Regions from separate parts of the Homo sapiens genome. Here region 1 is linked to region 2. Evidence: read pairs that join two places in POLR2A ChIA-PET (ENCODE). Cell type or tissue: Panc1. All regions are shown on one strand. Links, peaks and the distances in the headings refer to the core of each region. The heading gives the core; the rest is flanking DNA.

Evidence for each region. ChIA-PET counts read pairs that join two places held together with the same protein. Peaks named below come from ENCODE experiments on the same cell type or tissue, not always from the same donor. Only the 100,000 strongest peaks of a DNase experiment are listed, where the experiment ranks them.
Region 1: POLR2A ChIA-PET joins it to region 2 with 6 read pairs; 2 of 35 experiments call an interaction of 5 or more read pairs at or near these places.

The regions. Positions count from the first base shown.
Region 1 is chr12:75,512,140-75,520,541 of GRCh38, forward strand. No RefSeq gene overlaps it. Among named protein-coding and RNA genes, the nearest start is that of KRR1, 4.7 kb to the left of the region's middle. In Panc1, for the core only: no CTCF peak of the experiment used is centred there; no DNase peak of the experiment used is centred there; H3K27ac peaks cover 1,177 bases.
Region 2 is chr12:76,377,274-76,385,675 of GRCh38, forward strand. It overlaps OSBPL8 (oxysterol binding protein like 8), which reads right to left. Exons shown (of 24, transcript NM_020841.5): 15 at 6,981-7,077; 16 at 1,179-1,277. Among named protein-coding and RNA genes, the nearest start is that of BBS10, 33 kb to the left of the region's middle. In Panc1, for the core only: no CTCF peak of the experiment used is centred there; no DNase peak of the experiment used is centred there.

The sequences.
Region 1 (8,402 bases), core at 2,335-7,334, 860 kb before region 2:
GTGACAAAATTAAACTTTTCAAAGTTGTTTCTGATGGTAATCTTCCCGAGTGTTGGTATTTCTCTAAGTCAGAGGGATGGTAATTCAACATCCTGACGTTTCTGAAGTATTTCAACTAGCCTAAGATTTCTCAAAATCTCTAAACTCCTTTTCTACCCCCAACATTACATAGGGCTAAGATGTGTAGAGAGGTTCATCACTAACTACAAATAACTACACTTTTGGAAGTATAAGAGTTCTTCGACATGCCAAATATAAGATTTTTTTAAATTTTGATTTTATTGCTTGCATTTCTAAAATTTTCTGCAGCAAATAGGGAAAGTCTTTGATAGGTTAAATTCCTTGCATTAGTGAAATACACGTTTGTCTGATAAATCCACTCTCGTGTATCTTATACAATAATTTAGGTTTTCATATATGAGATCCAGGTATGAAACAGATTGTTACATATGGACAGAAGAACCCACGACAGAGGGGTTTTTTGTTTTTATCCTGTGAGTTTTATAAATGACAGGGATTTTATCTCTGTTCTTTTAATTTCCTCAAAAAATGATAAATTCCTAAAATAGAACAGATAGCAGCAGGTGAAAGTTATAAAGTGAGGAGTACACCTCATGAAGCAGGTTTTTATCATTCTTATTTTAAGTAACTCAATCACTAATAAGTGGAAGGCCCGTCTTCAAGTTCAGGCAGTTTGACCTAGCAGCTTCAGGGGGCTACTATTCATTAGGAGCTTCAAATGTGTTAGAGGGCTGATAGGGATTAAGGGGAGGGAATAGTCTAGAAATAATATTTGTGTTAAAGCCCTTTATTTTATAGCAAAATTTTCTACATAGGCTTTTCTTCCCATTTACGTGTATATTTTTAATCTTAGTATTGCTATTATTTGAGGAATATTGAGAATATGATGGAGATGGGAAAACGAAAACCCACCCATCCTTTTCTTGGCACTATTGAGTCTGTTTGTAAAACCCAACCTTTTAATTACCATACTATGCAGAGCCCACAGTTCACCTGTCCCTTTTTGAAATTTTTACATCTTTTTCCAAATCATTACTGAAAGGGGTGTAAAAACATGGATAATAATTGAGTTCTAAGATTCTCTAACGTCCTCAAGACCTCCTATTATAGATGACACCACACTAAAACTGTCTGCTTTCCAAAGGAAAAGATTCATCAGGCTCCTACAATAAGTTATTTCAGTATTAAGTGATTCTTTCCCTTCCCTAACTCAAAAGCCCTCATGTTGTCCACCAACTGAATATACAATATAAAAACAATATATGATTGGAAGTTAAGTGAATTTTTTTAAGTCTGTTACTTGCCTTCCAGAACCCATAATCTAACACAAGTTATATCACAGGAATAGGGAGTTATCTTACATATAGGATATAAAAGCTTTTACTAAAAAATGAATCCTGCAACAAAAATCACAAATTAATTTAAAAATATTAATTATAATGACTATTAATCATATACTGAAGGGTATATATAATTATACAGTACTTTTTCCTCTGTGATAATATGAGATAAAATATAGCAAGATACTAATTTGATGCTAGTAGTTATAAGAAGTAATGTATAAAAATTAAATGAATAGAAAATTGCATGAGACTGAGAGGCTGAAGCTTTTCCTTAGTACACATACATTTTTTTTTCAGTTTTAAAACAGACTCTGATGCTTAAATATTGTTACTCATTAACTGAATTTTCATATTTTGGCTTGACAAGCAGGAATAGCACATATATATATACTTACTAAAAATTAAAATTGACAGTCAAATTGAATGAGAACAACGTTTCAACAATTTGCTTAGACTATGTTTTAAGCAATTTTGAAGAAAAATTTTAAAATAAACGTGGTATGGAATAAACAAATTCCGAAATTAATTCGACTAGTTCTTCTAAGAATTAAACATTGTAACCAATATTACATATGAGTAGTTTAAACTTTTAAAACCTCTTAACAATAGTTTCCACATGTGGGAACTATTTGCTCTAGATTCCTTACTTTGGAAAAGAGCAGATCTAATTTCAACATCTTCCAAAAATTCATTAGAATTGAAAGAACAATTTGATTTTAAATAAATATTGAATAATGACTAAAAATTATAAATATTTATTGAATACATATTGAAAATAAATATTGAAAAATCTCCTAAAATCACCTTAGAAGACTATAAACTCAAAAGTGATTATCAAAATGACAGTGTCCAAATTTTCATCTCAATTTCAATGATTCACTGATTATAAAGTATTCAAAATAATAATTTAAAATTTAAAATGATGAGAAATAGGGTAAAAAAATAAAGGATATAAAAGAGGGCAAAATATTCGCAAAACATTTAATGGGTTGATTACAATAATATTCAAGGCGATAAAAAGATGTAAGCAATTCAATCAAAAAATGAGGAAAGCCCGAGGGCAGTGGCTTACGCCTGTAATCCCAGCACTTTGGGAGGCCGAGGCGGGCGGATCACGAGTTCAGGAGATTGAGGCCATTCTGGCTAACACGGTGAAACCCCGTCTCTATTAAAAATTCAAAAAATTAGCGGGGCATGGTGGCACGCACCTGTAGTCCCAGCTACTAGGGAGGCTGAGGCAGGAGAATCGCTTGAATCCAAGAAGCAGATGTTGCAGTGAGCCGAGATCATGCCACTGCACTCCAGCCTGGGTGACAGAGCAAGACTCCATCTCAAAAAAAGAAAAGAAAAACGGAAAATATATTAGTAGATATTTGTGATGGTTAATTTTAAGTGTTAACTTGACTGGGTAATATTGTCCCGATATTTGGGCCTACATTATTATGGATGTTTCTGTGAGAGTACTTTTAGATGAGATTAACATTTAAATCAGTGAACTTTGAGTAAGGTAGATTGTCCTCTATATACTGTGGGTGGTCCTCATCCAATCAGTTGAAGACCTGAATAGAACAAAAACATTGACCTCCCCTGAGAAAGAAGAATTGTGCAGCAGAAGTCCCTTGTACTTGAATTGCAGCATTGTCTTGTCTTTGTCTCCAGCCTGCCAGCCTACCGTGCAGATTTTGGACTCGCCAGCCTCCATAATCATGTGAACCAATTTTTTAAAATAAATAAAAATAAATTACACACACACACACACACACACACACACACACACACACATTGGTTTTGTTTCTCTGGAGAGCCCTAATACAACAATTTATAGTAGAGCTAATCCAAATGACTGACGAACATATGATGTTCAACCTCACTACTGTCAACAAAGTATACAGACTTAACAATGAAATATCACTTCTCACCCACCAGATTGAAAAAAAAGAAAAGAAATAAAAAACATACATTTAAAAAAAATACTGCTAGAGGAAAGAATAGTCTCATACATGGCTAGTGCAAATGTAAACTGTTACTGCCTTTTTGCAGAGCAATTTAGCAATATAAAATACACACATATGGTTCTGCAGTAATTCCACACCAGATAAACTATTGAATAGAAATAAAGGACCATTCAATTAGAATGTTTCTACAATAGTGTTGATTACTACCTTCTATAAAAGTAGTTTAGTGAAATATACTTTGGAGCCATACTGACTAGTTTGCCACCTATTGGCTATATAGCCTGGGGCGTTTCTTACCTACTCCTGCTCAGTTTTCTAAAATGGGGAGAATAACCTAACCCCTCAGTAGCTTAATACATGTAAAGCGCAAAAAAAAAAAAAAAAAAACTTAGCACATGATAAACACTTAATAGGTGTTAGCTATTATTGTTTATACTGGCAAAAAGTAAAAGCATTTAAACTATCAATTAGGGATCTAGTTAAATAAATTGATATTACTTTCATAACCATGGGCTATTATACAACCATTTATAAGAATTAAATCTATATGAAAAAATACATAGAATATTGAGCAATAAAAGCCAGATATGTAATATAAACATACACATACACACACGTATATATAATATGATCTCATTTTTCTAAGGCAAACCATTCATTTATTCAACAAATATTTACTGAGCATCTATGACATTCAAGACACTGTTCTAAATACTTGGTTATATTCTATGTGCTGAATATAATATATGAATACATGAGTTTGTATGTGATTGTACAATAAAAAAATTGGGACAGATACACATTAAGATTTTAAGACTGGCTAACTTAGAGATGAAGATGATTAGAAAAGAAGATGAAACTAGGCAAAAAGACAGAAGAAGATGTCCATGATAAAATAGCATGTATAAAATGATACTATTTACATACAACTGTATGTGTGTGTGTGTGTGTGTTTGTGTGTTTCTGTATGAAAAGATGGTCATCTAAATGTTGACTATGTTACCTCTCAGTATAGAGACATTTCAAAGTATGGCAATTAAATGGCAATACAGTTGTAAATCAATCACAATATACATCATTTTTCTTTAACATCCTAGGAAATCTGAACATAAATATGTAAATAAATAAGCAAATAGAATATGTACTTAAATGACACTAAAAGGGGAAAGAAAAATGGACATCTCTAAAGGGTTTCTTGGCACAAATCTAGAATCTAGATTGGAAAGCCCTTGGGTCACAGCCACAGGCAGGCCTTTCTTTTTCTTTTGGAGACAGAGTCTCGCTCTGTTGCCAATGCTGGAGGGCAGTGGTGCCATCTCAGCTCACTGCAAACTCTACCTCCTGGGTTCAAGCAATTCTCCTGCCTCACCCTCCCAAGTAGCTGGACTACAGGCGCCTGCCACCATGCCCGGCTAATTTTTGCATTTTTAGTAGAGATGGGGTTTTGCCATGTTGGCCAGGCTGGTCTTGAACTCCTGAACTGAGATGATCCACCCACCTCAGCTTTCTAAAGTGCTGGGATTATAGGCATGCCCTTTTTGATTGTGACTTCTCTCCTCTTTAGCCTCTTAAGCAATCTAGACCCACATGCAGCCACAATCATCTTCCTGTGAGAAATCTGCTCTACTTGTTCTTACCCTGCTTATTCATTTTCCCAGGGAAAGCACAGATTGTCCTCACAACAACTCTCCTTTGGAATTAAAGACCTTAATTCTCACGGTAACCAGAGGGTAGAGGGGAAAGAAAGAGTAAGGATGAGATTTAACAATGTCTTTGGAGAGTGTATTATCTCTTATTAAAGCAAACAGGAAAATGGCAAATAAATGTGGTTTATTTTTATTTAACATTTCTACACTGATTTATCAGAGATAAAAATTAATTTTGCACAGTAATCTACTTTCTTGCTAACTTTATTTTCTTTTTTAATAATCTAGATAGGATTTCTCAAGTACATAACGTTGACACATTTTTATTTTCTTTTTTTATTATACTTTAAGTTTCAGGGTACATGTGTACAATGTGCAGGTTTGTTGCATATGTATACATGTACCATGTTGGTGTGCTGCACCCATTAACTCGCCATTTAAACATTAGGTATCTCTCCTAATGCTATCCCTCCCCCCTTCCCCCACCCCACAACAGGCCCTGATGTGTCATGTTCCCCTTCCTGTGTCCATGTGTTCTCATTGTTCAATTCCCACCTATGAGTGAGGACATGTGGTGTTTGGTTTTTTGTCTTTGCGACAGTTTGCTGAGAATGATGGTTTCCAGCTTCATCCATGTCCCTACAAAGGACATGAACTCATCATTTTTTATGGCTGCATAGTATTCCATGGTGTATATGTGCCACATTTTCTTAATCCAGTCTATCATTGTTGGACATTTGGGCTGGTTCCAAGTCTTTGCTATTGTCAATAGTGCTGCAATAAACATACGTGTGCATGTGTCTTTATAGCAGCATGATTTATAATCCTTTGGGTATATACCCAGTAATGGGATGGCTGGGTCAAATAGTAATTCTAGTTCTAGATCCCTGAGGAATCGCCACACTGATTTCCACAATGGTTGAACTAGTTTACAGTCCCACCAGCAGTGTAAAAGTGTTCCTATTTCTCCACATCCTCTCCAGCACCTGTTGTTTCCTGACTTTTTAATGATCGCCATTCTAACTGGTGTGAGATGGTATCTCACTGTGGTTTTCATTTGCATTTCTCTGATGGTCAGTGATGATGAGCATTTTTTCATGTGTCTTTTGGCTGCATAAATGTCTTCTTTTGAGAAGTGTCTGTTCATATCCTTCGCCCGCTTTTTGATGGGGTTGTTTGTTTTTTTCTTGTAAATTTGTTGGAGTTCATTGTAGATTCTGGATATTAGCCCTTTGTCAGATGAGTAGATTGCAAAAATTTTCTCCCATTCTGTAGGTTGCCTGTTCACTCTGATGGTAGTTTCTTTGGCTGTGCAGAAGCTCTTTAGTTTAATTAGATCCCATCTCTCAATTTTGGCTTTTGTTGCCATTGCTTTTGGTGTTTTAGACATGAAGTCCTTGCCCATGCCTATGTCCTGAATGCTATTGCCTAGGTTTTCTTCTAGGGTTTTTATGGTTTTAGGTCTAACATTTAAGTCTTTAATCCATCTTGAATTAATTTTTGTATAAGATGTAAGGAAGGGATCCAGTTTCAGCTTTCTACATATGGCTAGCCAGTTTTCCCAGCACCATTTATTAAATAGGGAATCCTTTCCCCATTGCTTGTTTTTCTCAGGTTTGTCAAAGATCAGATAGTTGTAGATATGTGGCATTATTTCTGAGGGCTCTGTTCTGTTCCATTGATCTATATCTCTGTTTTGGTACTGGTACCATGCTGTTTTGGTTACTGTAGTCTTGCAGTATAGTTTGAAGTCAGGTAGCGTGATGCCTCCAGCTTTGTTCTTTTGGCTTAGGATTGACTTGGCGATGTGGGCTCTTTTTTGGTTCCATGTGAACTTTAAAGCAGTTTTTTCCAATTCTGTGAAGAAAGTCATTGGTAGCTTGATGGGGATGGCATTGAATCTATAAATTACCTTGGGCAGTATGGACATTTTCACGATATTGATTCTTCCTACCTGTGAGCATGGAATGTTCTTCCGTTTGTTTGTATCCTTTTTTATTTCATTGAGCAGTGGTTTGTAGTTCTCCTTGAAGAGGTCCTTCACATCCCTTGTAAGTTGGATTCCTAGGTATTTTATTCTCTTTGAAGCAATTGTGAATGGGAGTTCACTCAAGATTTGGCTCTCTGTTTGTCTGTTATTGGTGTATAAGAATGCTTGTGATTTTTGCACATTGATTTTGTATGCTGAGACTTTGCTGAAGTTGCTTATCAGCTTAAGGAGATTTTGGGCTGAGATGATGGGGTTTTCTAAATATACAGTCATGTCATCTGCAAACAGGGACAGTTTGACTTCTTATTTTCCTAATTGAATACCCTTTATTTCCTTCTCCTGCCTGATTGCCCTGGCCAGAACTTCCAACACTATGTTGAATAGTAGTGGTGAGAGAGGGCATCCCTGTCTTGTGCCAGTTTTCAAAGGGAATGCTTCCAGTTTTTGCCCATTCAGTATGATATTGGCTGTGGGTTTGTCATAGAAAGCTCTTATTATTTTGAGATACGTCCCATGAATACCTAATTTATTGAGAGTTTTTAGCATGAAGGTTGTTGAATTTTGTCAAAGGGATTTTCTGCATCTGTTGAGATAATCATGTGGTTTTTGTCGTTGGTTCTGTTTACATGCTGGATTACGTTTATTGATTTGCGTATGTTAAACCAGCCTTGCATCCCAGGGATGAAGCCCACTTGATCATGGTGGATAAGCTTTTTGATGTGCCACTGGATTTGGTTTGCCAGTATTTTATTGAGGATTTTTGCATCAATGTTCATCAGGGATATTGGTCTAAAATTCTCTTTTTTTGTTGTTTCTCTGCGAGGCTTTGGTACCAGGATGATGCTGGCCTCATAAAATGAGTTAGGGAGGATTCCCTCTTTTTCTATTGATTGGAATAGTTTCAGAAGGAATGGTACCAGTTCCTGCTTGTACCTCTGGTAGAATTCGGCTGTGAATCCATCTGGTCCTGGACTTTTTTTGGTTGGTAAGCTATTAATTATTGCCTCAATTTCAGAGCCTGTTATTGGTCCATTCAGGGATTCACCTTCTTCCTGGTTTAGTCTTGGGAGGGTCTATGTATCGAGGAATTTATCCATTTCTTCTAGATTTTCTAGTTTATTTGTGTAGAGGTGTTTATAGTATTCTCTGATGATAGGTTGTATTTCTGTGGGATCGGTGGTGATATCCCCTTTATCATTTTTTATTGCATCTATTTGATTCTTCTCTCTTTTCTTCTTTATTAGTCTTGCTAGCGGTCTATCAATTTTGTTGATCTTTTCAAAAAACCAGCTCCTGGATTCATTGATTTTTTGAAGGGTTTTTTTGTGTCTCTATCTCCTTCAGTTCTGCTCTGATCTTAGTTATTTCTTGCCTTCTGCTAGCTTTTGAATGTGTTTGCTCTTGTTTCTCTAGTTCTTTTCATTGTGATGTTAGGGTGTCAATTTTA
Region 2 (8,402 bases), core at 1,185-6,184:
CCTTTGGGTATATACCCAGTAATGTGATTGCTGGGTCAAATGGTATTTCTAGTTCTAGATCCTTGAGGGATAGCCACACCGTCTTCCACAATAGCTGAACTAATTTACACTCCCACCAACAGTGTAAAATTGTTCCTATTTCTGCACATCCTCTCCAGCATCTGTTATTTCCTGACTTTTTAATGATCACCATTCTAACTGGCATGAGATGCTATCTCATTGTGGTTTGATTTGCATTTCTCTAATGATCAGTGATAATGAGCTTTTTTTCATGTTGGTCACATAAATGTCTTCTTTTGAAAAGTGTCTGTTCGTATCCTTTGCCCACTTTTCATATTGAATAATTTATATGTTTTCATGAATCAGTTCCCAAAATAGAGGATAATTACCAAAAAAGGTATTTTTAAGATTTTAAGAAACCGGTTGGAAGGGAGGATACACATCATGACCACACTAAACTGATGCAAAATAGTTGAAAGTTCAGAGTGCAGAGGTAAACCACCTGGGTTCAGATCCTGACTTGCCACATTTTAGCTGTATGATCTCAGGCATATTAACCTCTCTGTGCTTCATTTTTCCTCTTCTAAAAAAGGGAATAATAATATTTCTATTTTATAGGAGCTGCTGAAATGATTAAATAAATGCATTGAACAGTTGGGTGCCTAGCATGTTGTAATGTTATAGATGACAATTATTATGTAATACCCTTATCTGTATTTTAAATAATGGGGCAAAAAGCATAATACATTAAGAAATTGCCAAATGAGGGTGAGAAAAATCTTTAAAAAACTTGGTACATTAAAAAATAGTAAATTAAAATTTTAAAAAAGCATGGTGGTGCAAAAAGATGAAAATCATCTTTACAGATTCTGAAATAATAGACGGTTTTGTCAAATTTGAAAATTTGCACATCAGGCAAGTGCAAAGAAATTCCATTATGATAAATCAGTCTCTTCTGACTAAAGTACACATCACAAAGAGTCCATTACAGGTGAATTAATTCACCGCAGAAATATTCAGCAAATGATAGCAATAATCTTAAATATCTGTAATCCAAGGATGCTTTCAAACAAAATGTAAGTCTGACTCCATCAATCACAAAGCATAACAAATCACAGCTACATACATTTACTTAAAAGGAAAGCTTAATATCTAATTCAAGTATAGAAAATATTTACCTTTACAATGAGCGTATGGCATTGTCATTACATAATCTTCACCTCTATTCAAGAAAGTTAACCGTGCTTCTCCCTCTAATATTGCAGATAATGAGTTTCCTGAAATAAAATGTTGTTTATTAAATTTCACAAAACTTATTCAACCAATTCAAAACAAACAAAATATATTTAGAACACCTACCAGACATCTACAGTAGAAAGTCTTAAAAATGTCTCAATCTCAATGTGCCCAAACATGTATTCATTACCTTATATCCAAAACATATTTCATCCATATTCTCATTTTTACATAATGACTACTTTTAAAAGATACAGTTATGTGCTTTTTTTTTTGAGATGGAGTCTCTGTCACTCTGTTGCCCAGGCTGGAGTGCAGTGGAGTGATCTCGACTCACTGTAATCTCCACCTCCAGGGTTCAGCAATTCTCCTGTCTCAGCCTCCTGAGTGGCTGGGATTACAGGCGTGCACCACCATACCCAGCTAATTTTTATATTTGTAGTAGAGACAGGGTTTCCCCATGTTGGCCAAGCTGATTTTAACTCCTGACCTTGGGTGATCTGCCCACCTTGGGTGATCTGCCCACCTCGGCCTCCCAAAGTGCTGGGATTACAGGCATGAGCCACTGCACCCGGCCTGTTTTATGAGAGTTACAAGAAAATGAGAAAACATGTAGAATACTTAATCTTAATAAAACACTGTTTCACTGTATAGCCTAATTTTCTTTTTTGAATAAAACCATTATTTTTTAGCTGTAAGTCACATTACTTACAAATCTCAAGCTTTAAATGCTTATAATTAATCCTATAGACAATTTAGAAAAATAAAAAATATATATAAAGCACCAAAATGCAGTCAACGATAAAATACTATGGTAATTTCTTCTAAGTTTTCTCCTGTATGCATTTTCTCTCCTTCTATTCTCAGCTTTACTGAAGTATAAATTTACATACAGTAACTAACCCATTTTAAGTGTGAAATTTGAGTTTTGGAAATTGCAGAGTCATATAACCACCACCACAATCAAGATATAGAACTTCCCATTATCCCCAAAAAGTTCCTCCTTGCCCCTGAGCAGTCAATCCTTTCCCTTAGCCCCAGGACACCAATGGTGCATTTTAAATCACTGGCTTTACCTATTCTAGAATTCTGTACAGATGGCATTATAGAATATGTAGCTTGCTGTGTTTTACTTCCTTCAATTAGCACAATGTCTTTCAGGTTCATCCACATTGTTGTATAAGAATTCTATTCCTTTTTATTGCTAGTTAGCATTCTGTAGTTGTGATTATTTCCTTACTAGTTGATGGTCCTTAAGTTGTGTTTAGTCCTGGATTGTTATGAATAATGTTGTGTATACTTAAGAACATTTACGTACAAGTCTTTATGTAGACATCTATTTTCATTTTTCATGGGCAAATACCTAGGAGTGGAATTTCTGAGTTCATGGTAAATGTATGTTTAACTATGGACAATCATTTCTCCCATGTCAAAAAACATTTGACCATGTGTACAGGTCTACATCTGAACTCTATTGCATCCCATTAATTTATACATCTACCATTACGTCAATTCCACACTGTAATGATTACCTTAGCTTTATTCTAAAATCAGGCAGTGAAAGACCTTTCTTGTTCTTTTTCAAAATTGTTTGGCTGTTTTGGGTCCTTGACTTTTCAACGTAATTTGAGAGCCAACTTGCCAATATCTTCAAAAAAGCCTGCTTAGATTATGATTAGGATTGCACTGAGTCTATGGCTCAATTAAGGGAGCTCTATTATCTTAACACTATTAAATATCTCAATATATAAACATAGTCTATCTATCCATTTATTTGGATCTTCTTTAATTTTCCTCAGCAATGTTTTAGTCTTCAGTATACACGACTTACACATCTTTTATTAAATTTATTTTTAAATACATTATTTGGATGCTATTATAATTGGAGTTGTTTTTAAATTTCATTCTGAGCCAGGCATGGTGATGTGTGCCTGTAATCCCAGCTACTCAGGAGGCTGAGGTGAGAGGATCCCTTGAGCTCAGGAGTTTGAGACCAGCAACATAGTGAGACACTGTCCCAAAAAAAAAAAAAAAAAAACCCTCTGCAAGTATTCATTTCTAGTATATAGAAATACAACTGATTTTTCTTTTTTGACCATGCATCTTGAGACCTTACTAAATTCACTTATTAGTTGTATGAGCTTTTTTTGTATATTCTTGAAGATTTTCTATGTAATCTGGTATATAAATAGCTTATCTTCTTCCTTTCAATCTGTATGCTATTTTTCCCTTTAATTTGCCTACTGCATTGGCTAGGACCTCTAATACAATTTTGTATAGAAGTAATGAGAGTAAACATCCTTGCCTTGTTCTTGATCTTAGGTAGAAATTATTCAATTTTCACCTTAAAAGTATGAAGTTGGCTATATATTTTTCATAGATGCCTTTAATCTAGTCCTAGTTCCTTGAGGACTAAGAAATAAATAGGTGTTGAATTCTGTCAAATCATTTTTCCATATCTATCGAAATCACACTTTTCTTCTCTGTTATTCTATTAATATGGTAAATTACATTGTTTATCAGATGGTAAACCAACCTTGTATTCCTGAGATAAAATCCATTTCATCATATTATTCTTTTAATATACTGATCATGATACCTTTATTTATATGTCCATATATTATTCTCCCTATCTGTTGATTTGTTACTACTTAAGAATTTTTACATGTATAAGGATATTAGATCTGTAGTTTATTTTCTTGTAATCTCTGGTTTGGGGAATCAGGATAATCCTGGCCTCATAAAATGATCTGAGGAGTGTTTTTTCTTCTTCTATTTTATGCCAAAAATTGTGTAGAACTGTTATTTCTGCCTTAAATCTTTAGAAGAACTCAAGACATCTGGGCCTGGAGTATATCCTTGAAGAAATATTTTACATTACTAAATCAATTTATCTGATATAAAGCTATTACAATTTTACACCACTTCTTGGGTCAGCTGTGGTAATTTGTGTCTCTTAAGAAATTTGTCCATTTCAAATTTCTATCTCTTTTAATTCTGTCTATTTTTGCTTCATTGAAGTTCTGTGATTAGATACACAGGCATTTATGATTATTATGTTATCCTGACGTACTGAACCTTTTTATTTCATTATGAAATGTTCTTTATCTCTATTAACACTTTTTGTTTTGAAATCTATTTTATTAATATACTCACTTAACCCTACTTGTACTTAATACTTGCATAGTTTAGCTTTTAACTTTTACTTTCCATTTACTTTCTTTTTTTTTTTTTCCTTTCTTGAGACAGAGTCTTGCTCTTGTTGCCCAGGCTGGAGTGCAGTGGCATGATCTCAGCTCATTGCAACCTCTGCCTCCCGGGTTCAAGTGATTCTCCTGCCTTAGCACTCCAAGTAGCTGGGATTACAGGTGTACACCACCATGCCCAGCTAATTTTTGTATTTTTAGTAGAGACAGGGTTTCACCATTTTGGCCTGGCTAGTATTGAACTCCTGACCTCAGGTGATCCACCCACCTTGGTCTCCCAAAGTGCTGGGATTACATGCCTGAGCCACCATGCGCGGCCTACTTTCCATTTACTTTCAGCCTATTTGTGTGTCTACATTTAAGGTATGTTGGTCCTTGCTGTTTTAGCTAATCTGATAATCACTGTCTTTAAATGAGATTATTTGGGCCATTAAGACTGATACAATCATATTATTGGGTTTTAGTCTATCATTTTGCTATGTGTTTTCTATCTGTCCCCTCTGATTTTTGTTCCTTGATTGGGCTTTCCTGTTTCTTTTATACATTATTTAAATTATTGTTTAAATTTTTTAAAGAATTTCATTTTAATTTTCTTACTGATTTTTTACCTATACTTTTTGGTGGCGATTTTTCTTTGTGTGTGTGTGTGTTTGCTCTAGTGTAGGGCTTCTCAATGGTAGCACTACTGACATTTAGGGGACTGGATAATTATTTGTTGTAAGGGGTTGTTCTGTGCATTGCAGGATGTTTAGCAGCATTCCTGGCATCTACCTACTGGATCTCCCAACTGTGAGAACCCAAAATGTCTTCAGACATTGCCAAATGTCTCCTGAGGAGAACCACTGCTTTAGGGATTACAATATTAATCTTTAAAATGTCACAGTCGGCTGGGTGCAGTGGCTCACGCCTGTAACCCCAGCACTTTGGGAGGCTGAGGCGGGTGGATCACTTGAGGTCAGGAGTTCGAGACCAGCCTGACCAACATGGTGAAACCCCATCTCTACTAAAAATACAAAAATCAGCTGGGTGTGGTGGTGGGTGCCTGTAATCCCAGGTACTTGGGAGGCTGAGGCAGGAGAATAGCTTGAACCCGGGAGGCAGAGGTTGCAGTGAGCCGAGATTGTGCCATTGCACTCACAGTTAATCTTTGACCACTTTATATAGAATAGAAAATTTTGCTATCTCTAGGTCCATTCTCTTCCAGGGCTGTGTACTGTAGTTACATGTGTTAAATCTGCATATGTTATAAAACTCACAAGATAATGCTGACATTTCTGTTTTGAATGGTTACATGTATTAAAAGGAAAAAATAAGAAAAAATGTCTTTTGAATTTACCCATATGTTTACCAATTCTGACGATCTTAAATTCATTCTGGATTTAATAGATTCTTTCAAATTATAAAGGAACAGATAGCTCTGATGTATATAAATTGTACTATAACACAGAAAAAAGGCCCACTGATGAAGTAATCCCAGAAAGTGAGCTATGCACCTCGTACTCAATAAAAATTTCTATAAGGGTAGAACACACACTCAGAAAAGCCATTTATACTATAGTCAGGGTAGAAGAATGGAGGGATGAAAGGTGAAGTAGGTAAGAAATATATCAAATATGAAATATAGATAAACTTAAGGGGAAAAAAACAAGCAATCACCATCTTAAACAAAACAAGGTTAAAAAAAAAAAAACCCAAAACCAAACCAAAACGAACATCAAGGGAAATAAAAGACACCTTGAAGAAATATAACAATACACACCACGTTCCTGATCAAAAACTACTCTTAGATATCCCTGTTGCAGACTGAACTATGGCTCACCACACGCTCAGGTAACCAGACCTTGGATTTCTGTTTACATACTTTATTTTTCCTTTTTTATCATAATGATTTTTTTCACTCAGGTTTAAAATTCTTTGGTTGAAATTTAATTGTTCTTCTTCATTTAAATATTTTTTAAAACTATATAAAAGCATTTTAAGGTTAGATATGTTTTACTGGTATATAGCTTTGGCAATGATTTGTTTGAACTATCAAAGTTTTTATATTAATGTTTCCTACTATAACCATTTCTCTATTTTCCCTTGTACTTGCAAACAGTTTTTTTGGTATGTTATTTAGTCCAAAGTTAAATATATTTACTGACTGACCCTGGGCCAGGTATCGTAACCATACTTGGATTCTTCCTCTCTGTTCAAAGACTAAAATAGAAAGACTAATCCCTTAGATACACTGAAATGAAACACAAAAAACTGGCCAGACTAAAGGCAAAAGAAACACTTTATGCACTAAAGGGCTATAATGGGCAATCATTCTGTCTTTTCATAAGAAATGTTTGTGATATATTCACATATATGTGATGAATACATAAGCCACACCTTTATTTATGAGTGGGCAGAAAAAAGCCATTATTCAAGGAAAGATGATACTTAAAATGACAAACTCCTTGTTGAAAATAGCCCATGACACTGCCTAAATAAAAGCTCACCAGAAAATAATACCTCCCAGGAGAGGGTGCAAGTTGGGACGGGAAAACTCACCATAAAACTTAGACTTAGCCAGGATACTACCGCTAAGGCAAAATCCATCTTTTCGATTACTAACATAAAAGGCAGATATTGGTGGATGATGGGACACCTATTAAACATAAGAAAAACATGCATATATAAAATATAAAAACATGTTTATATAAAATATAAAAAGATAAGCATATTATTGTGCCATTATCAAAAGTTCAAGTCTTATAATGAGTAAGAAAAAACATTTAATAAGTAGTAAAAATTAAATATTGATGGTTATAGTAACCAGCCTCCTGTCTCCTAATGAGACCCACCCTCCTGGTAGTCACATAGGCCCCTCTTATATTGTACTGAAGTTGGTTTGTGTGGAAGTGACACTATGTAATTTCTGAGATTAGGTTACAAAGCACCTTCCATGCTGGGGGCTGTCTCTCTGCCTATCTCTCAATCATTAGTTCTGAAAAGCCAGCTTTGAGATTGTGAAAAACCCTACAGAGAGGGCTACGTGGTGAGGAACTGAGCTCTTCTGTCAACAGCCAGGTGATGAACCTGGACGTGAATCTTCCAGCCCAGTCAAGCCTGTAGATGACTGCAAAGCTGGCTGACAGTTTGACTGCAAGCTCATTAGAAATCCTGAGCAGGAACCACCCAACTAAGCAGCTCTCAGATTCCTGTACCTCATCATATAAGATAATAAATACTGCTTTAACTCAGTTTTGGCACTAATTTTTTAGACAGCAATGGATAACTAATACAGTGATTAGTCTTCATATGGATTACTGAATGACTATAGGAAACAAAAACAAAAAACATGTTATTTAATAATCTAATGCCTTCAACAATATATTTACTTCTAATGTTCTCTTACATGAGACAAACTAAAATCAGCATTTCAAGCTTCTTAATTTCATGAAGAATTAAATCATTGAGTTTTAAAAAATTAATATAGATAAGTGGTTTTGACTTGAGGGGGTTATCAAAACCTCTAGGAGAAGAAGGTTTTTCAAAGAACACATGGTCTTTTCATTCTCCTTACACTCAAAGTGAGAATTACCATAATAAGGAGCCACTGTTATTGAAAGAGAATGTCGTATTCCTCAAGTTTATGCAGACAGAAGACTGAAAATCATGATTATGGATGTATATGAGTTCAAATTAATGAAAGTTTAAAAATTAAAATATTTTCTGTCTGTATACAACAAAAAGAGAGGTATCATAGGGGAGAAGAGGGAATTAAAGAAGCTAACAATTCAATTAGGAAAATAAATATTCTGTAAAAAGGTAAACGATACAAATGTTAAAATAAGAGCTTAATGGATAATCACAAAAAACAATACAGAAGTTTGAGAAGGGAAAAATCACTGGGAGCTGCAGTCATGTGCATCATGAAGAATAAGCGGGTCAGGGTTTGTTTAGATAAAGAATAGCTAAGAAGAAATACTG